Linked DNA regions of Homo sapiens: region 1 is linked to region 2. Evidence: chromatin loops called from intact Hi-C (ENCODE). Cell type or tissue: gastrocnemius medialis. All regions are shown on one strand. Links, peaks and the distances in the headings refer to the core of each region. The heading gives the core; the rest is flanking DNA.

Evidence for each region. Peaks named below come from ENCODE experiments on the same cell type or tissue, not always from the same donor. Only the 100,000 strongest peaks of a DNase experiment are listed, where the experiment ranks them.
Region 1: a loop joins it to region 2, with 3 times the contacts of the local background. A loop is called at or near these places in 3 of 110 quality-filtered maps.

Annotation. Positions count from the first base shown.
Region 1 is chr5:151,339,608-151,349,985 of GRCh38, forward strand. SLC36A2 (solute carrier family 36 member 2) reads right to left here and starts at 7,952. Exons shown (of 10, transcript NM_181776.3): 1 at 7,690-7,952; 2 at 4,570-4,660; 3 at 3,903-3,991; 4 at 3,281-3,376. The coding sequence starts at 7,853. It also overlaps a transcript of SLC36A1 not described here. RefSeq lists an enhancer at 7,465-8,378. In gastrocnemius medialis, for the core only: no CTCF peak of the experiment used is centred there; DNase peaks (open chromatin) are centred at 6,434, 7,554, 7,984, 9,454 and 3 weaker places; H3K4me3 peaks cover 3,541 bases; H3K27ac peaks cover 8,000 bases.
Region 2 is chr5:151,430,720-151,441,097 of GRCh38, forward strand. It overlaps LOC105378234 (a long non-coding RNA gene), which reads right to left and starts at 6,219. Exons shown (of 6, transcript XR_944423.4): 1 at 5,487-6,219. It also overlaps a transcript of SLC36A1 not described here. RefSeq lists a silencer at 6,067-6,237. In gastrocnemius medialis, for the core only: no CTCF peak of the experiment used is centred there; a DNase peak (open chromatin) is centred at 4,083; H3K4me3 peaks cover 1,430 bases; H3K27ac peaks cover 6,733 bases.

The DNA of each region.
Region 1 (10,378 bases), core at 1,668-9,667, 90 kb before region 2:
CCAACAATAGTTCTTTTTAAAAGATGATTTTTAACCACCCTCACACTCTCAGCTCAGCAAGTGGTAAAATTCTTCCTGGTTATGAGCCTCTCCCGATACCGGGCTTGGTGGCATTCCTCATCATTGATACCAATTAATGTGGGACAGCAGGCACAATGTTTTTATTAGCTACCATTCACATTTGAATTTTTTTCTGCCATGTGCCAGAACTATGTTGGGCACTGAGAATACACAGACAAATAACATACAGTCCCTTCCTCTTGTGGTTTATAGACTAATGGGTTAGGTGGACAAAAATTCTTAGATATAGCATTAAGGGCCATGGTGAAAAGGGCATTTTATCTAAATTATGGGCAGACAGAAAGCCTTGTTAGAAAACCCAATACCTAAGAGACAGCCCCTTGGGAAAGGGAAGAAAGAGAGTTGTGGGGAGGAAGAGGGAGGGACAAAGAGAGAGAGAAAAAGAAGAAAAAGGAGGAGAGGAAAAAGAGGAGAAGGAGGAGGAAGAAGAGGAGGAGAAGGAGGAGGAAGAAGAGGAGGAGAAGGAGGAGGAAGAAGAGGAAGGAGGAGGAGGAGGAAGAGGTGGAGGAGGAGGAGAGGAGGAGGAGGGAGAGGAGGAGGAAGGGGAGGAGGAGGAGGGGGAAGAAGAGGAGGAGGTGGAAGAAGAACTAAGAGAAGAGGAAGAGGAGGAAGAAGAAGACGAGGAGGAGGAGGAGGACAGTTTTAGGAGAAGGGGAAGAAATGACACATTCAGAATCTGAATCTTTGAACTTGAGGTTCCTATAGGAGACGTTCGGGACACAACTGGATATTAGGGTCTGGAACTGTTGAGTTGTAGTAGTGGATAAAGCCTTGCAAAGGCAGAGCAGTGTTAGAAAGTGTGCAGAATGAGGAGAGTAGAAGACAGTGTTCAACCCTGGAGAACATCAACATTTAATAGAAACAAAAAAGCTTACAACAAATGCAAAGGAGTGGCTAGAAAGGTAGGAGGGAAACTAGGGGGAAAGAGGTTTAATAGTAGCCAAGTGAGGAGAGAATGTTGAAAAAAGAGAATGGTCAATTATACACATTACTGCTGAAAGGTTCTCTAGGGCAAGGAAGATACAACAAGAAGGTCTTTTAGGACATTGCTTGAAAGAACTTCAGTAGAATTATAAGGACAGAAAACCCAGGTGGCCTGTGAAAGAGGTGTGGATGGGATGTAAGGCAATAAAATCAGAGGGTGGTCCAGTGTTGATGGCACCCATTTGCTCGTTGCAGTAGACCCATTGTCTAAAGCACTTTATGACACATTGTAGGTATTCAGTAGACATTTGTTGAATAATATATATTGAATGTAGATAGGATGTTGGCTACAATGGTAAGGTCCAGGAAGTTTTATTTACTTGCTTTATTATTATTATTATTGTATCTTAAGTTCTGGGGTACATATGCAGAATGTGCACTTTTGTTACCTAGGTATACATGTGCCATGGTGGTTTGCTGGAGATACAGGAACACATTAAATGCTGAGAGGAAGAACCCATACTAAAGGAATTCCAGTTATAGGAGAGGCAGTAATTAATGAAAGAAGATCCCTAAATGGAGCAGGGAAATCTTCTTTATATGCCCAACAACAAGTAGAAGGATTTGACAGTCTGTGACAGGCAAGTCTCCTCCTGGGTCACACAATTGGGAAAATTCTGGTCATTATCCAGTAGTCTTCCTTGTCTGTTCACAGACTGAATTTGTGGATTACTCTTGTGAGTATGGGCTTTGAGCGAAGGGTGGTTCCAGGCCCATGATACCATACAGACTACCTGCCATGGGCAGGGGCACACCGTGAGTACTGCAGCAGTTTAGGGAAGCACAGTTCAAAAGAGAATTTGACAGTCTAGATGGTGCTCAACAAGAGGAGACAGACAGGTGGGGACAGGTCTGAAACAAGGAGAAAGGAGTAGATTTAGTCCCAAGTACCAGAGGACAAAGGGTGTTAACCTGTTCTCTGTCACCCCTGAGAGCTAAAAGGTGGGATTTTTCAGGGAGCAAGACTTCACTCAGCTCAACAAAGGGTTCTTAAAGTCTTGGTCTTTTCCTCTCTTTTCTTCTCACCATATAACCTCTCCCTAAGAGACCTCTCTGTCCCTGGCTTCATGGCTGATGACTTCAGTTCTGGATTGGTGCATGAAGATAGGCTTAAACCCATATATCCCCACTAGACATCTCCACTTAAATGTTTCTCAGGCACCCCAAACTCAACTTGTCCAAAATAGAAGTGATCATAAATCTGAGTCAATCTCGACTCTTCCTTGTCTCCCAATCCCAGGATCCAGTTCATGATCAAGTCAACTTTTCTTCATCCCACTGCCACCAGCTTGGTCCCAGCTACCATTGTGACCTGGCTGGGTACTGTTAATAGCCCCCTCATGGATCTGACTAAATCTGCTCTTGCTCCCTTACAATCTATTCTCCTTAGAGAAGCCAGACAGATCTTTAAACAATACAAATATGATGACTTTCCTGATTAAAACCCTCCAATGGCTTCCTGGTTGGTTTTAAGAAAAGAACAAATAGAGTCTTCGTTTCAGAGGGTCTAAAATGTACCACTTGATTGGGTGCCTGGCTCCTTCTTCAGTTCCACCTCCCTGACTCTCTGCCCTCAAGCTACCTGGTCTTGTTGTACCTTGAATCTGTCACCTATACCTTCTTGCTTCAGGGACCTTCACACCCTCTCTTCCTTCCAGCCCCACCCTCCAGGCCCCTGTCCACCTTCTTTGAGGTGATTCCTCATTCTTCAGGACTCCTTCCTGCAGAACTCATCTCACCCGTTCCATCCTAGAAAGCCCTCCTCTCCCCCAAGCCAACACACATCTCCTAACCTGCCTGGTGGCAACCAGCCCTTCTTTCCTTCATCGTACATATCCAAGCGGCTATTAAATAACTCTATTCTAGGCTGTTTAATGTCTGCCTTTCTCACTGGACTATGGGTTCTGTGAGGGCAAAGTCTTGTTCTTCTCAGTCCCCATGACATGTCCAGGGCCATAGGAGTAACTGGATAAATGTGGTTTAATAAAAGAGTAAAAAACATTAAAGCTGCGTAGCAAAGGAATGAGTATCCTGTCACTAGAGATACACAAGAAGTGGGGGTTGATCAGGGATGTTGCCAATGAACCCCTTCCATGTACAACATCTAACATAGAAGTGCCAAACAAACCACCTTTCCAGGGAAGAAGTCACCCTGATAGCAGCATTTTCTCCTCCTGTGTCCTACCCCACTGCAGGCAAAGCAAGAACAGGTTACCTTCCCCAGTGAGCGTGATTCTGGAGCCAGGCGTTGGGGTTGGCTTCTAGTCCATGCATCACCGTGTCCCCATAGTCCATAAAGGGCTTGTTAAGCCTGCAGGAGAGAGTGCATAAACGGTTTCCAAGAGATAGTTTAGCCTAAACTCACATGGTCAAAAGTCAGGAGACACAGAACAAGGCAGGACACAGCTAAAGAGCAGAAAGAACACAGGGGCAGAGACCTCGGGCTTTGACACTCAGCAGTAATTCCTCAGTGGCTTGTTTTCCTTACCTGTTAAATGAGGCGGAGACTACACAGCAAGAGTCTAATGCACACCTTGCACGGGGACGGTAGTTTTCATATCCATGATCCCATTGGATTCTCGTGACCATTCTCTGCATAGTTTATGCCCAATTTCCAGAGGAGCCAACCAGATAAGCACAATAGCCTGACTGAGATCTCCTAAGGAGCCATGCAGAAGAGCCTCACCTGAGCTCCCTGCCCCTGAATGCTCTTCACTCTTTCTTGGCCTTATTGGAGAAAACTAAGAAGTAAATTTCTATTATGCATAGGATGTTTCTGGGCTATCCCTGAGAACCATGCACCAAAGGAATTGACACAAGGAGGCTGTTTTCCTCACCTCTTACAGAAGCGCTGGGCACACTTGACCAGGATGTGCATACAGTGGCAGGCAATGAAGCCCATCACCAGCAGACTGAGTGGGCCCATCTGGAGGAAGGGGAGGCAAGGGGCGAGGGAGGAGAGAAGAGAATGCATTTATGAAGAATACTGCAAGATGGGCTTGGTAGTGCTGATATCATGCAGAACTCAAAGAACTCTCTAGCAAACTGGGTTTAAAGCCCTTTTGTAGCAGCAACAGCTATTCTTTCAAATATGACCTCAAGTAATATTCCAATAAAGCACATAAAGCAATTACAATGGGGTATACTGATGGGAGTAGGGGGACAGAGAATCCTGACCATGTGTGCCCTTTGTGGCCCCTGAAACATCCCCAAGGGGACCTGGTGTTCTATAGAGCATACTTGGAAAACTGGGCATAGTCCAATCCTTGCATTCTACAGGGGAGGAAACTAAGGCCCATAGAGCAGGCAAATGACTTACCAAAGGTACTAAAGTCTGTGGCAGAGCCGGAACTCAAACCCAGGCTAGATGTCTAGACCCTAACCCCGCACCAAGCTGTGTCCCAGAAAGACTGCTCACCACAGGTTGCTAAACCGCTAGAGCCTCTCCTCTTACTTCCCTTCTGCAACTGACCATAAAGCCCCCACATGTGGCGCCTCTCTTACCAGGATGCCCGCGTTCTTCACAGCGAGGGGTAGTCCCAGGATCCCTGTGCCCATGTTGCCTTTCACCAGGTGAATCAAGGCCTGGAACACTCTAAAGGAGAGGAAGGAGATGTGAAGTATGGGTGTGTGGAGGTGAGAAGATCCAGCGGTGATTCCCTTGCAGCATGCCAGCACCTGATAGGCGGGCTCCTAGCCATCTCTCAGTCCATGAGTCCTTGCCTGGCACATCTGGGTCTCCTGTAGGGTTACCAACCATCCCAGTTTGCCCAGAACTGTCCTGGTTTTAGCAGCTAACACTCAATATATGCTGCAACACTTACTATATGAGACACTGTGCTAGGTGCTTTAAATCAGTATTATCTCATTTAATCTTCTAGTCAAGGCTCTGACAAAGATACGATTATCATCTTGCAGGTGAAGAAACTGAGGCACAGAGATTTGTTAATGACTTATCCAGGATATATTGGGGAGCCAAGATTTAACACAGTGCTGCTTCAGAGTCCCTGTTCTTCACCCCTACTTCTGCTGAGCTGCCTCCCAGAGATAAACTCAGACAGCGTAAGTAAAGAAACAACCCCATATCATAACTGAGGAAATGAAGGCTCAGAGAGGGGCAGAAACTAGCTCAATGTCATAAAACTAGTAGTAGAGACAGGCTTGAACACAGAGAAAAGGGGAAAGGGCAGGCAGAAACAAAAAATCATTGTGACTTCTGAATAAACAGGTCGGATGACTGGGTCCCCAGATGAGGTCTGGCGGGGCATAACCATTCAGGGATTGGGCTCCAGAGGGATTTCTTTTCTCAGCCCAGGGCATCAAGGCTGGAGAGTGCACACCTCCCCTCCCCCAAACAAAAACTCAGACCCTTCCTTTAAGACAAATGCGAAGGTTTGCCCGGAGGACAAAGTCTAAACCATCAGGAGAAAAAATGTTCCAGGGAGGCACTCTATTAGCGGAATTACAAAACAACCTATTTCTACACGTTTTTGTACCTGTACCAGGTTAAGTCAAGGCGAGCATGGGGTTTACACGTGCAACTTTAGAAACCTTGGAAATTCCCCATGAGAACCTTCTGGTTAGGAGACTTATTCTTTGTAAAACAACAGAGGTACTCTGAAAGGAGCCCGGTCTCTGGGATTTGACAAACCAGGGATTAAACCTCAAGGCCACGACTTAACTAGCTGTGTCATCTTGGGCAACGTGTTCAACTTTGTTGACCCTCTGTAAATGTCAGGAGTGATGCTATTTTTAAAAGATGCTATTTTAAAAGAATCTATGGGCAGAGGCTCAGGAAGCTTCATATTGAAGCTGTAAACCCTCTAGCTTCCTGAGTCTCTGTACATAGATTCATCAAGGGTTAAAGAGAACAATCGAGGGAGAAAGGGGGTGGAGAGTCCCTGCATGCCTTTCTCCCTGTGGGTGTCCACATCGCTGACCGAGCACTACACCCTACTCGCCAGGCTAGCAATGGGCTTGTTTTGCAACTAGGAAAGGGTCAGCGGGTTACTTTGGAAATTTCTAACTAAAGTACTTAGGAAATCAGAATTTAACTTTGGGCCACTCAACCAACTTGAAAACATAGTGCGGTAAGTCATGCAAAGCACCAAACTGGGAGTTGGGAGACATGGGCTCCAACTCTAACTCCTTTCTTTTTGGTCACCTTGGACTGTCATCTTATTCACAGCAGCCAACACTTACAGACACTGTGTCTGGGGTATTTATGCTCAAATCTCCCAGGAGGAGAGAACTATCATTGACAGAGGAGAAACTGGACACAAAGAAGTTCCAGCATTTGCTCTAGCTGGTAAGCAGCTAAGTGGGAATTCGAGTCTGGGTGAGCCAACCCCATCGTTGCCACGCTTACTCAGCCCGTTATTTGGCTTCTCCCCAAGCCACGTGTCTCCCTTTAGCTCTCACTTGCTTTATTCCTTTGATCCTTAAGTTGCTGAAATTGCCATCAAACCTTGTATCAGTTCAGGACACAAGAGACAGGTGGTTCCCTCAAGGCCTCTGACTGAGAAAATGCCTCTACTTAGCAGTGGCTGGCCCCAACTTACAGACAGCACACTCTCAGGGTCACTAATACTTAGCAACTTCCAGGACTAGCCCTGGGGCGACAGCACAGGCAGCAGGGCCAGTCACTGTGTCCATCCCTAAATTGTCCTGCTGGATGGCTGTGGGGAGGGGCTTTGCCTGCCCCTTACAGTCCCTCCCTGCAGTGCACCCCCGAGAAACACATCCTCCGATTTTGTTTCCATGCACCCTCCTTTAGTTCACACTGCCACCTGTTTTGCATGTCAGAAAACTGGAACTTAGAGAAGGAGCAGAGAAACCACTTGAACTCAGGCCTTCTGATTCTCTGTCCAGTGCTCTTTCTACTATCTAGTGGTGCAAAAACTTTCTTCTTAAAGCAGCAGAACCTCTTCACTACCACACCCCACACCTTTTGTTCCTAAGTAAACTAGCAAGTCTGGTTGGGTGGTGGGGTCAGATGTGGGGAAGGGAGCTGCAGCCCTGTAGCTTGGCTTCCCTCTTTTTTTATGTTTTGGAAGCCTTGTGAATAACCCCCACTCCCCACTCCCTGGAAAGTGGAAAAAACTAGAACTTTCCACAAAGTGTGTTTTTTAGAGTCATCTATGCTTCTCAGTTGAAGTAGAGGCCAGGCTTACTGCAGGAAGGAGGCAGGGAGGAGGAAATACTTAGTGGTCAGTGAGGCCACTGTGGTTTTAAGCTCAGGACTCACCTTCTCCTCCAAGTAGTTAGGGATTCTACCTCTATCCCCAATCTTAACATCGCTGGCCAGGAACAAAAATGTGGCTTTAGGGCCAGCACTGAATTCTAGCCCTTATCCTGCCAATGACTCAGTATGTGGTCCAGGGTAATTGAGCCTCAGTTTCCCCACCTGTGCCTTTTGGGATCTGGATCACTATGTCCCTAAGGGCTTTTCTGACAGCCTTTACTTCTGCCTCAGCTTGACTCAGCCCATGACTGCACCTTTTGCAACCTTGGTTTCTCATCTGCACAGTGGGTTGAGGGTCAGACACACCCACCTCAGGGTTTTTGCCAATGCAAGCTTCAGGCTAGAAAGCAGAAATAGGGATGGCAGAAAACAGCACTCACGTTATGCCCTTGGTCTTCTTCAAGCCTGCTGACTCTGAAGGACTTTCATCCAAGAATGTAGAGTCCTTGTTCTCCAACTTCTTGGCACTTTCAGGAGGCGACATAAGGTCCAATTTGATGGCAACGGCTCCCTGGGGACCCTCAGTACTTTTTGTCACAGACATGACTGCTTAAGAAACAAGGAGCTCGGGGTGACAAAGAGGTCTGCTCTGGAAGGAGGGAAGCAGGAAGGTGTCTAGTGTAGATGTACACCCCAGCACAGTGGTGTGTGCCCGGGCTGGCTCTGGCCAAGCTGGAACGAGGCCCCGCCCACCTCCCTGGAGGGCACCTCTTCCTGCCTGGAGAAGCCAGTGGACGAGGACTCCTGGGAAGAGGAGGAGAGGAAGGAGGGATTTGGAAAAGGCATCACCCATTCGTATTGGTATTACTTAATAATAATCATAATGATAACTATTATACTGATAATTTTAATAACAAATATCTATTAAGCCCTGTACTAAGGGATAAGCAATCCTCTAAGTGTTTTATCTACATTTTCTCATTTAACCCTATCAATTAAGTAAGGAGAAAACTGAGGTTTCTTGAAGTAAAGGAATCTGCCCGAGGTCAGATAGCTAGAAAGTGACAGAGTTGGAACCTAGCCCAATTTGTCAAGGTTTTCAACCAGTAACCTATTTCTGTCTCCAAGAAAATACCTACAAATCCCTCTCCTTTTATTCATCTCAGGGTAGAGGTTTCCATGTCTCACTGGCTCCACAGTCTGCTGTAAGACATCCCTTCTTGCAGCACCCCATTCTTAAATTGGAACAAAAAAGGGACAGTCACTCAGTCATCTCTAATTAATTCTTAGCTTTTGTGAGGCTCCATGGAGTGAGTAAAGAGTGTTCTTCTGGAAACGGGGAAGAGGCTGAGATTGTATGACTCCCAGCCACAGTTTGCTGGGCAAGATACTGGCGCCAGGAGGTGGTGAGATTTGTCTAAGGTCACACATGAAATCCAGGATAGAACTCTGCAGCTAAAGATGGTCTTGGGCGTTTCTCTAGTATCCCACTCTCTGTCATTATCTCTGCTTCAGTGCAGATGAACAGGCCAAAATTTCCTCCTCCCTCAAAATTACAGCTTTTGACTCAAGCCATACCACTCTCTCCTCCATCATCTCATCCCCAAAACTAACATTTCTTAAGGGCTTATTACATGCCACAAGCTTTGCTTAGCTAATGTCACTGCTAACTGGTAGCATCCAAGACAGATTTGTCAGGCCCCTCCCTTACATGGGGCTCTTTCCAAGGTCCTGTATGCAATTTTGAATGGACAATTTTGTATTGCTTTTTTCTTAAAGAGGTCCTCCTTACCACTACTTTCCCCTTCTCCATGGGATAAGCTTCAAGCTCCACAAAGCCTGGCTACTTCTGTGGGTTAGCTTTGTTAGTTTGTTTTTACAGATGTGGAAATTGAGGCTCAGAGAGGAAAAGAATAACTTGCTGGAGGTCACAGCTGGAACTCGGTAAATCCGAACTCCCCGCTAGCCAGGTTTTTTTTGGTTGTTGTTGTTTGTTTTTTGTTTTGTTTGTTTGTTTTTTCTGAAGCCTGCAGCTTTGACCACAGCACTGTCTCCTTTGTTTTAATGCTGGCCCCACCCTGCCAGCTTCTTGTCCTGAATCAACTGAAACACTTGCTGTGATTTGAGAAGTGTTATTCCCTTGTCTGGCACCATTACATGGCAGTATTACTGGTCTGTGAAGTAGCAGGCTGCATCCTGTGACCTGCTCGTTTACAGCCTGAGATTCCACAATTTAAATTTGTAATCTCAGATTTGATGTCGCAGGTGGAGCTCTGTGTTCCTGCTCGAGCAAGGTCAGTAATAAGATTGTTGAGGAGCTTGCTATGTTTAGATATGAGCTAGTTCTTGCCTTCCTCTCCAGGTTTTGAGAAGAACTCTGAATTATCTTCAGGCCTTTTGGAAAGGGGTGGCTGGAATATCAGTGTTTGGCCAGAGCTCTTCCCAGGCATCGTCAGTGAAAAAAAAGCTTGTAGGGTGGGGCTCCACACCCCAACTCATTGCACCACATGTTAGCAGGCAGGAGGTCTTCTCCTAGGGTGGGGATGTCCAAAATAAGCCCTTCCAACACGAGTGGCCCAGGCATCCGAAGCCCTGGGTTCCGCTATGGCTCTAACTATGAAGCTGTGGCAACCCTTGGAAAGATATTATTCCCCTTCAAACTCCAGTGTCCCCTTTGCAAGATGGATACTAGATTGTAGATGACTTCCAAAGGCATGAGAACCCCAAGGGCTTGGATGGGGTGTTTGGTAACGCTGAGATGCAGGCCAGCTTTTCTTGGGTGGGGCAGGCAACTGGTGAAAAGACAGCCTGCCCACTAGACATCTCCAAAAAGAGTGGAGCAAATGGGATGTAAATAATGATAATAATCTCCTATGATCCTTTAGAGTAAACACAGAGCCTTGTTCCTTTCATGGCTTATGGCACTTTTAAAACGTGGTGTGTATCAAAGCATCTGAAGAGATAATAAAGAACAGAGACTCAGACTTGTTGAAGTAGGATAGAATCTGTGCCATGTTATTTTTGCCAAGTTCATCAGGTGATTCTGATACTAGCTGAAGTTTGAGTCCACTGTTCTATGGAGTGGGAATAATTGCTTCTTTTTTAATAGATTAGAGAACCAAGGCAGAG
Region 2 (10,378 bases), core at 1,002-9,001:
TCAATACCATTGTTACTATTCTGCTGGATAAAGCTTGATCTATCTTCTTCAGTGGAGGTAGATAATGCTTTTTGGGTATCCTCACTGGCAACATCATTTCTCCAAGGACTAGATCAGTCTTGGCTCCTCTAACACAAAGCCTTGCCCATTTTCACCATCTGGAAATAACACCTTCCTTTTCTGAATCCTTGTAGAACACTGAGTTCACTCCCTGGAATTTCACTTCTGTGTGTACATATCTTCCTCCCTAGGCTGTGAGATCCTTAGCTGCAGGGACCCAAATGGTATGTTGTGTTCATTGCTTTAGTTCCACAGTTCCCAGGTGTTGAATGTTGAATGAATGCGCCTCTAAGGAGTTATGCTTAGGATTCAAAGCATCACTTCATGGAGCATTATTTTTGCTACTAACACAACTTCTCTACACCTCTTTGCTTGTCTGTCAAGAACTACAGGAGAGCACAGATTTAGCTCTTTGGATTACTAGAAAGAAGAAAAATTCCACAAAAGTTTTCAGGTGCAAGGTCTCAAGCCCAGAAGCTTCTGTGGAGCAAAGGACACTTACGAGGTCCTGCTGGCCCTGTCCTGGCAGCAGGAGCTCCGGGTGGAGGAGTTGCTGAACCCTCCCTCGGGGCTGGCAGGGTATTCTTTGGGCTGCATCATCCAGGGACTGGCAGCTGGTGGAGGCACCCACAGGCCCAGGCAGGTGGATACCTCACTGTTTAGCTCCACGTATTGGGCATGTGAGGGGTGTGGAGCAGCCATGGTGATATGGTTTGGTTGTGCCCCCACCCAAATCTCATCTTGAATTATAACTCCCACAATTCCCATGTGTTGTAGGAGGGACCCGGTGATAGGTAATTGAATCATGGGGGTGGGTCTTTCCTGTGCTATTCACGTGATAGTGAATAAGTCTCATGAGATTGGATAGTTTTAAAAAAGGGAGTCTCCCTGCACAAACCTTCTTCTCTGCCACCATGTGAAACTGCCTTTTACCTTCCGCCATGACTGTGGGGCCTTCCCAGCCACGTGGAACTGTAAGTCCATTAAACCCTTTTTCCTGTATAAATTACCCAGTCTCGAGTGTGTCTTTATGAGCAGCGTGAAAATGAACTAATACACATGGCTTTGGCAGAGGCTGTGAGCAAGAATAGCTTTGGCATGCAGGAGCTGCAAAATATGATCTCAGCTCTTGGGCCTTAATAAGTTCAGGAGCTTAAATACAGCTTTACCCTCCTTGCCCAGAGTGGCACAGACTCGGCAGCTTAGGAAGAATGAATGGCCAAAAGCATGAATGGATGGATAAATGGGCTTCTCCACCGCACACACAGAGGCCCTCACAGTTGCTCTGACAATCTCTTCTTTTCTTTCTTTTTTTCTGCCAAATGACTGAATATCACAGGCCAGGCACTTTGATGGGTGCCGGGAATGAAACAGTTCCAGGTACTGCAGTCCCTGGAGGCGATGAACTTGGAAATTATAAATATTAATCATAGTTTCTCATAAATAAGTTTTTAAAAATTCAACAGTGATAAAGCACTTTGAAGGAAAATGAAAAGAGGCATGAGTGTATAACAAAAGCAGTTGCTCTTGCAAAGGCGGTCAGCAAAGCTTTCCCCGAGAACAAGGAAAATCCCTTGCATTGCACTGTCTTCCCCACCTTCTTGCTCCCACTCAAAGGTGGCTCCCCGTGAGGTCACTGCTGTTTTTGCAGGCCTCTGAGAGAAGTGTCTTTTTTCCTCACCCCCCTCATATTCACATCACAGGGTCAGGAGAGGGTAGGCATCCTTTCTACCCCTTGCTTTCAGATCCCCAAAACTCTTATCCCCTGGTTATTCAATTAAACACTAATCTAGGTAATGCTGTGAAGGGGATTTGCAGATGTCATTAAAGTCTCAAGTCAGTTGACCTTAAGATGTGGAAGCTAGGAAGCTATCCAGGTGGGCTTGACCCAACCAGATGAACTCTTTAAATGCAATTTTCTCTGGTTGGGCAGAAAGGGAGGCCAGAGAGACCAGCAGCATGAGAAGGGTTTGATGGCTTGAAGATGGAGGTGGCCACATTTCAAGGAATTCAGGAAGTAGAAGCAAAAAGCAGTCACACAGCAAGAAGCCTGAGCCCTTAGTTCTATTACTGCCAAGAACTTGAATGAGCTTGGAAGAAAATGCTTCCCCAGTCACTTCTACATATAGAATACAGCCTGGAAACACTGTAATTGCAGCCTTATGAAATCCTAAGCAGAGGACCCAGTGAAAGCCATACCTGGACTTCTGACCTAAAGAAATGGTGAGATAATAAATATGTGTTATGTGAAGCTACTGAGTTTGTGGCAGTTTGTTACATGGAGGTAGAAAATGAACATACTCAATAAAGCATTGTGATTCTGGGATTCCAGTTTATAATTTTCAAAATAAAATACTCATTATAATTATTACCATGGTAATATGACAGGCTAGGTAACCAGGTTGGCTTTCCTGCTGAAAATAACTAAAACTTCTGAATAACATATATATATATATATATATATATATATATATATATATATATATATTTTTTTTTTTTTTTTTTTTTTTTTTTTTTTTTTGAGACGGAGTTTCACTCTTGTTGCCCAGGCTGGAATGCAATGGCAGGCCATTGGCTCACCGCAACCTCTGCTTCCCTGGTTCAAGAGATTCTCCTGCCTCAGCCTCCCAAGTAGCTAGGATTACAGGCACCCACCACCACATCCAGCTGTTTTTTTTTGTGTGTGTTTTTAGTAGAGACAGGGTTTCACCATGTTGTCCAGGCTGGTCTCAAACTCCTGACCTCAGGTGATCCGCCCGCCTTGGCCTTCCAAAGTGCTGGGATTACAGGCCTGAGCCACCACGCCCGGCCTGAATAACATATTTTAAAAAAATTCTTAATAATATTGAGGGGAGATCAAGAGAGCAAGGAATTTCTAGGTGAGTACTCACTCAGCCAGGTGAAGACAGGAACTCTGAGACCTGAGTGGAATGCAGCTACAGCTTCACTCCCACGGGTATTTGCTCAACCCAGTGAAGTTGAGCTTTAATATCATGGCCTTATGGGGCATGAGACAAATTCCGGAGCTGAGGACCTCTTCCTCAGAGTAAGAGTGAACTGGAAATAAATCAATATCCCACCCCCACCCTATTCCTTCCCTACCTCCCAATCAAGGGACTTGGAAAAAAAGTGACTGTCCTGAACCTAGTGCCCAGAGGATGGAGTAAAATTGTGGCTAAAATGTGGAATGAGAATTCAAGTTTCACTCTGTTCCACAGTCTACTTCATCTACCATGGTGGTCCAGAATACCTCCAGCCCAGAATGTAGTTCACAAGAACCTAGACTGATAGTTGCCAGCTGCTGGCAGAAGCAAATACAAAGTCTTTCAGGAGGGACTCACCTTCATTTCAGATCTTAAAGAATTTATGTAAGTAAAATTCCAAGAAACAGCAAAACAAGAGAAAATTTAAATATAGCACAAGAACTTTGCAAAAGAGAAATGTATGATACAAACGAAAAGTAGCTCTTTTTAACATATTTAGTAACAGAAAAAAATGTACTGGAAGATATGTACAAGGAGAAAGATACTCTGAAGAGTAATCAGGTGAAATGGAAAGTTAATTAAATAAAACTTCTAGAAAATAGAATTATAATAGTTGAAATTTAAAACTGAATATTAATTGAATTTTAAAAATTTAGTTGAGTTAATTTTAGTTGAAATGGATGGGCTTGATAGGAGATTATGCACAGTGAAGACAGAATTAGTGAATCAGAACTAGATCTGGGAAAGGTATTATTCATAATATAGTCCACAGAGACCAAGGGATGAAAAATCTAAAAGAAAAGTGAGGGAAAATAGAGAATAGAATGAAAGACCTAAATATATCCTACATCTGTCATGGACTGTGTATTGAAATCCTAACCCTCAGTGTGATGGTATTAAGAAGGGGGATCTCTGGGAGGTAATTAGGTCATGAGGTAGAGCCCAGAATTAGTGCTCTGAAATAAGAGACATGAGAGAGTTTGTGTCCTCTCTGCTCTTTGCCATGTGAGGATACAATGAGAAGACAGCCACATGGAAGCCAGGAAGTGAGCTCTCACCAGACACAGGATCGGCTGGCAACTTGATCTTGGACTTTTCGGTCTCCGGAACTGTGAGAAATAAATGTTTGTTGTTTAAGTCACCCAGCCTATGGTAATATGTTATAGCAGCCCAAACTGACTAAGGCAACATCAAATCAGACTCGCAGAAGAAAAGTTAAGAGGGAATATGGTAGAATAAATATTTGAAAAGATAATGGCTGAGAATTGTCCAGAAATGATGAAAGACACCAACCCACAGATTCAAGAGACCCAGTGAATTCCAAGCAGGATAAATAAAGGACACACGTATCTGGACACTTTATAGTGAAACTTCAGAACTTTAAAGGGATCTAAAGTCAGCCAGATTGGTGAAAAGTGTTACATTCAAAAGGGTTGCAGTGTAAAAGAAATTTCAAAAGGAAAAGAAAAGATTTGCAGTCAGTCTGTCAGCTGTTTTCTTAACAGCAGTGGAAGCCACAAGGTACTGGAATGATCACCTCAATATGCTGAGAGGATATAAACTATCTGTTAAGTGCAAAATGAAGACATTTTCAAACAAAAGAAATTGGAGAGAACTTCACTAAAGGAAAATTTAAAGTCCATATTCAGAAGAAGATCTGAGATGCAAAAGGAAATAAAGAACCCAAGAGAGGTAAATGTATGGGTAAATCTTGATTCTAATAATAAAGTATTATGGAGCATAAGGAAAAGAAACTTAAAATATGTGACATTATTATTATAAAAAATGGAATGCAGTGAATAGAGATTTTTTTAAGTGCCTATATTTTCTGCAGTGACTAAAGATATTGCTTAACTTTTTGTTAATACTTTATTAATTTATACATGTTAAAATTACTAGGGTATGGCTAGAGAATAGAAATAAAGTCTTTAAGTTCCAAATTACTAGAGAATAAAACAAAATAAAATAAGGGAAAATTAATCTAAAAGAAACTCAGTAAAGGAGAAAAAACATAATAGGTGGAAGATATAGAATAAAATAACAAGGTAAATATGACTATAAATATATCTGTAATTATTAATACAATAAATAGAATAATTTTGAAAATATCAAAATAATATTTATGAAAGACATATCTAAAACATAAGAATGCAGAAAGTTTAAAGTAAAAGGGATAGGAAAGATTTAGCAGGCAAATTTTACCAAAAGAAAGCCAATATATTAATATTAATATCAATAATTATTACTAGTGCCCCTGCTACTACTGTTTATTGAGCACCTACTATGTAATAGGCAATATATGAATTGCCTATTCATATATGAACATCCCTCTAAGGTAGTTACTTGAAATTTTTAAAGTGTAGTTTATATACAATAAAATGCACAGATCTTAAGTGTACAGTTGAATGAGTTTTGACAAATGAATACACTGGTGCAACTTACCCAGAAAGTTTCTTTTTGCTTGTTTGCAGTCAAACATCACCTCCCTCACATACCCAATAACCACTGTCTAGATTTTTGTCACCATAAATTAGTTTTGCCTGCTCTTGAACTTTATATTAATGAGATAATACAGCATGTATTCTACTCTTTCTAGCCTCTACAGTACTGAAAGGCAGATTGAAGGGTGGTTGGAGTGGATGTTGAGGGCCACCCCACCATATCCACCATTCTGCACCTTCCTATGGCAAATTATGATCAAGGACTCCAAGGGTCTAAGTGAGGGGTCACAGGTTCTCACACAACCATATGGCAAATTGTGACCAAGGAATCTTAGGGTCTATGTGAGTGGTCACAGGAGAACCCACAGATTCTCAAGCTGGTTGTAAAGTGTAACCTTGAACAAATGCCTCTGTCTCTCTGAGGCTCAGTTTCCAATGAGTAAAATGAATGAATTGCCATAGACCATCTCAAATAAATTCTAAACCCTAAAGCCACAGTATCATATATAATGATACATTATATATGTCCTAGGACTATCCAGTCACGTTTGGTAGGAGAAAGGTAGCTGAAGCTGGGAAAAGGACTCTCAGAGTTGCAAGATCTGAGAGCTGAACTTCTCCTATTCATTTCATTGGTGAGAAACAGAAGCCCAAACTGACGGGACCTGCTAGTAAGTGGCAGGGCTGGTCTCAGACTTTTTTTTTGGCTCCTACATCCTCACTTTTTCAGTGGCAATGGGTGGTTCTCCTCTCATCTGAGCACTCCCAGGCCCTTTGTTCCCATTGTGAGGTAACACTGAGGTCTGCCCACCCTACAGATGGGGCTTTGGGGGTTTGCTCCAGAGCTCTTCATCCGCCTGGGCCCAACCCTGGAACTATTCCTTTCAATGGTGTCTTTTCTTGCCTTGTTTCAGAAGGATCTACTAGTTGGCCCTATCTTGTGCCAAGACTGACAGCAAGGAAGCTGCTGGCTGAGTAAGAGTTTAGGGGAGGCTCTGAGTTGGGTGGAAGCCATGAACACAATTTAGGTAGAAAGGGGCTACAGCTTTGGAGAACCTGAGCCCAATAAGCTCTTGAAGTTGTCCCCTAACACAATCTTACTTTAACAATTAATATTCACATCTTTAAAAATGCTCATGTTTAAACTATGATTTATTTTAACCAAAGAATTTATAATGAAAAGCTATAGTCTCCTTATCTGACTTACTCTATCTAAAGCTGCTCTTTTTAGGACTATCTTTCTGTTTTTTAATCAGTGGTTTGATTGCTTCTTAGTCTTTTGGCTAAGATCAAGTGTAGTAAAACCAGTGGTTTGTTTTAGTTCTTTAGTTCTTCATTTCTCTATACAATATAGCTATAATGATATTTCTCAATTGATCAACATTATATTAGGTGAAAATTTGTACCTCTTAAATTCTCGTACTTTACTTCTCAATATAATTATTTTACTGTTTTAGTTCTTTATTGCTTACCTTCATAACTTTAATAATGATATAAACATAAAGCTACATTTATTTTAGATTATAAATAATATTCATTTCCTGTTGCTGCTATAACAAATTACCACAATTTAGTAGATTAGAACAATGCAAATGTATTCTCTTATAGTTCTAGAAGTCAGAGGTCCTAAAATCAAGGTGTGACAAGGCTGTGTTCTTCTGGAGGCTGTAGGGTAGAATCTGTTTCCTTGCTTTTTCCAGCTTCTAGAGGCCTCCTGCGTTTCCTTGGCTCATGGCGTCTTCCTCCATCTTTAAAGCCAGTAGAATAGAAACTTCTCTCCTCTCTGACCCTCCTGCCTCCCTCCTATTAAAAAACCTTGTGATTTATACTAGGACCACCCAGATAATCCAGCATAGTCATTTCACCTCGAGATCCTTAACTTCATCACATCAGCAAAGTCCCTTTTGCTATCTAAGGTAACAAGTTCCCGAGATTAATTAACGTCTTTGGGAGCTGTTACTCTGCCTACCACACCATACATTCCACTTTACCTGGGACAATTTCACTGTGTGCCCGTTGTTCTGGTGAAATGTTAACACAGCCTTTTTATTCTTAAAAGTGTCTCCACTTGAACAAATAAATTATATGAACACCCTACTTACCCAGTGCTTCCCAATCTTTTTCACATAACATGAAGGAAATAACACTTTATATGTCCTTGAGATCAAAGAACAGGCTGTTCTTAACTAGAGATTAAAAAAAAAAACACCTCAGGTGCTCTAGCTACCTTAGGACCCACCTGGCACTCAGCACCCCCTATAACTCATTCATGGTACACCATTGGCCACTGCACATGATTGGGAAAGTCTTCCTTATGTTAAAGCAATATAATGTGTTTAAAGCTTGTTCTTTTGTTGAGCTCCTGTGTGAGCAGCATTTTGTTCCAAGAAGAGGAGTGTACTTGGGTCTCATACATGTGCTCTGACACTCCTGTCATTGTGATCCTGCCTGCAGGTTGTCAGGCAGAGGTGTTCTCTGGCATCCTTTGACATATGCTCTGCAGGTCTCTGTCACTGCAAAATTCACCATCTCTCATGCACTCTCCCAGGCACCAGAGACCTGGCATTGGTGGCAGAGCAGTCTTGTTTAATCACAGGACAGAATTTTGAATTACTTGCAACATTTTTTTCTGAGTCCTCAGAGTGCATGCATCTATTACCTTTGCCACATTTTTTTTCTTTAAACATATTTCATTTACCACAAAAATACTATTGATATAATGTTTTATTGGGTATTAGTTCGTTCTAACACTGTATTAGTTTGTTCTTACACTGCTATACTACCCGAGGCTGGATCATTTATGAAGAAAGGAGGTTGAATTGATTCACAGTTCTACATGGCTGGGAGGCCTCAGGAAACTTACAGTCATGGCAGAAGGTGAAGGGGAAGCAGGCACGTCTTACATGGCAGCAGGAGAGAGAGAGAGAGAGAGTGCAGGGGAAACTGCCACTTTTAAACCATCAGATCTGAGAACTCCCTCAGTATCACTAGAACAGCATGGGGGAAACCACTAATGATCCAATCACTTGCCACCCAGGCCCCTCCCTTGACACATGGGGATTACAGTTCGAGATGAGATTTGGGTGGGGACACAAAGCCAAACCATATTATATCATAATTACCTCCTTTCAAATCATCAAAAAATCACAATAAGAAATGTGTAAAACAGGCTGGACATGGTGGCTCACTCCCGTAATCCCAGCACTTTGGGAAGCCAAGGTGGGCAGATCATGATGTCAGGAGATCAAGACCATCCTGGCCAACATGGTCAAATCCCATCTCTACTAAAAATACAAAAATTTGCCAGGCGTGGTGGTGTGTGCCTGTAGGTCCAGCTACTTGGGAGGCTGAAGCAGGAGAATTGCTTGAACTCGGAAGGTGGAGGTGGCAGTGAGCTGAGATCATGCCACTGCACTCCAGCCAGGGCAACAGAGTGAGACTCCATCTCAAAAAAAAAAGAAAAGAAAAAAAAAAAAGAAAAAGAAATGTTTAAAACAATAGCATGGCCTGAGGCACATTCCAGTTGTATTGATCTGGCCCCAGCACTTTTCCTATGTACTTGAGCTGATGATTTCTTGCTTCAGTGGCTGTTTTTCATCTGTTCCACTCCAGTGCTAATTTACTTTATAGGAGACACCCTCCTAAGGCACCAGCATGTCATATCTGATGGTGTTTGGTCTTCTTTATAGGAATTTTATTTTTTCTAATTTCCACTCCAAAGTTAAGGAATTTTCAAATTCATTTTTCAGCACTTGTGCCACTTAATAAATTCTTGAATTTTGTTGTGATTGGGTTGCCAAATATTGAAATCATAATGCTGATGAATGCTTATACTACAGCGAAGAATTACCCAGACCACCCACAGGAGTTTCATGAGTGTGAATAACGGCATTGCTCTCTGTATAGTGACAAAAGTAGGTAGGCCTTTTGTATCCCTACGTAACAGTGTAGCATGCTTTACAGTGTAGCAGGCAACACTCACCGCAGCTAGGGATGGGGCTGCAGCTCTGGTAAAGGAGATACAGGAAGGGCACCTACAGCATCTCCTAAATGCCTCATAGGGCTGCCACGAGGATTGACTCAATCAACAAGAAACTAGTTCCTGGCACATTGTAAGCATATTTTCTTTATTTTTTATTTTTTAAGATACAAAACCTGAGAATTTTAGAGTTAGAAGCCACTGTAGGGGGCAGTGGTCTTAACAGAGAGAGGCTTGACAGTAGGGCCATCAGTCACAGAATGTTCAGGAGGATGGATCAGGGACCCAAGGGGTCTCAAAAAGAGAGAAGGAGAGGGAAAGGGGACACTGGGTAGGGTTGCTATGACATCTCAGGGGCTGGTACTCTTGAGGGCTTGGGATGGGTAGAGTGGTTAAAAAAAAAAAAAGGAAGTTACATTCCTCAAGACTATGGAATGCAAAAGGATTAATTTCCCTAATATCTCTCAGCAGCATAACCCCTCATGTTATATATAGAACCTTTAAGCGCCTGATCTCATCTGCTTTTCCAGCAATCCAGGGAGGGAGGCAGAACCAAGGAGGGTTTTCAATCTCACTTTCCTGATGATGAAACCAAATGGAGATCAAAAGTCTTGCCCAGGTCACCCAGCTGGGAAATAAGGGGAAAAAAACCTTCAAATTACTTTCTACCACTCAGCAGAAATAAGTCACTACCAGGGGCTGGCCACACAACATGTTAGCACATGGCTAAAGCAAGTCCCTTCAGAAGCTTGTCCTTTAGGGCAGTGGTTCTACAGCACGAGAGAGCATCAGACTCTCCTAGAGGGCTTTTCAAAATGCAGATTGCTGTGCCCCCACAACCCAGGGTTTCTGATGCAGTAGGTGTAGAGTAGGACCCAGAATTTGCATTTCTGCAAGTTCCCAAGTGATGCTGG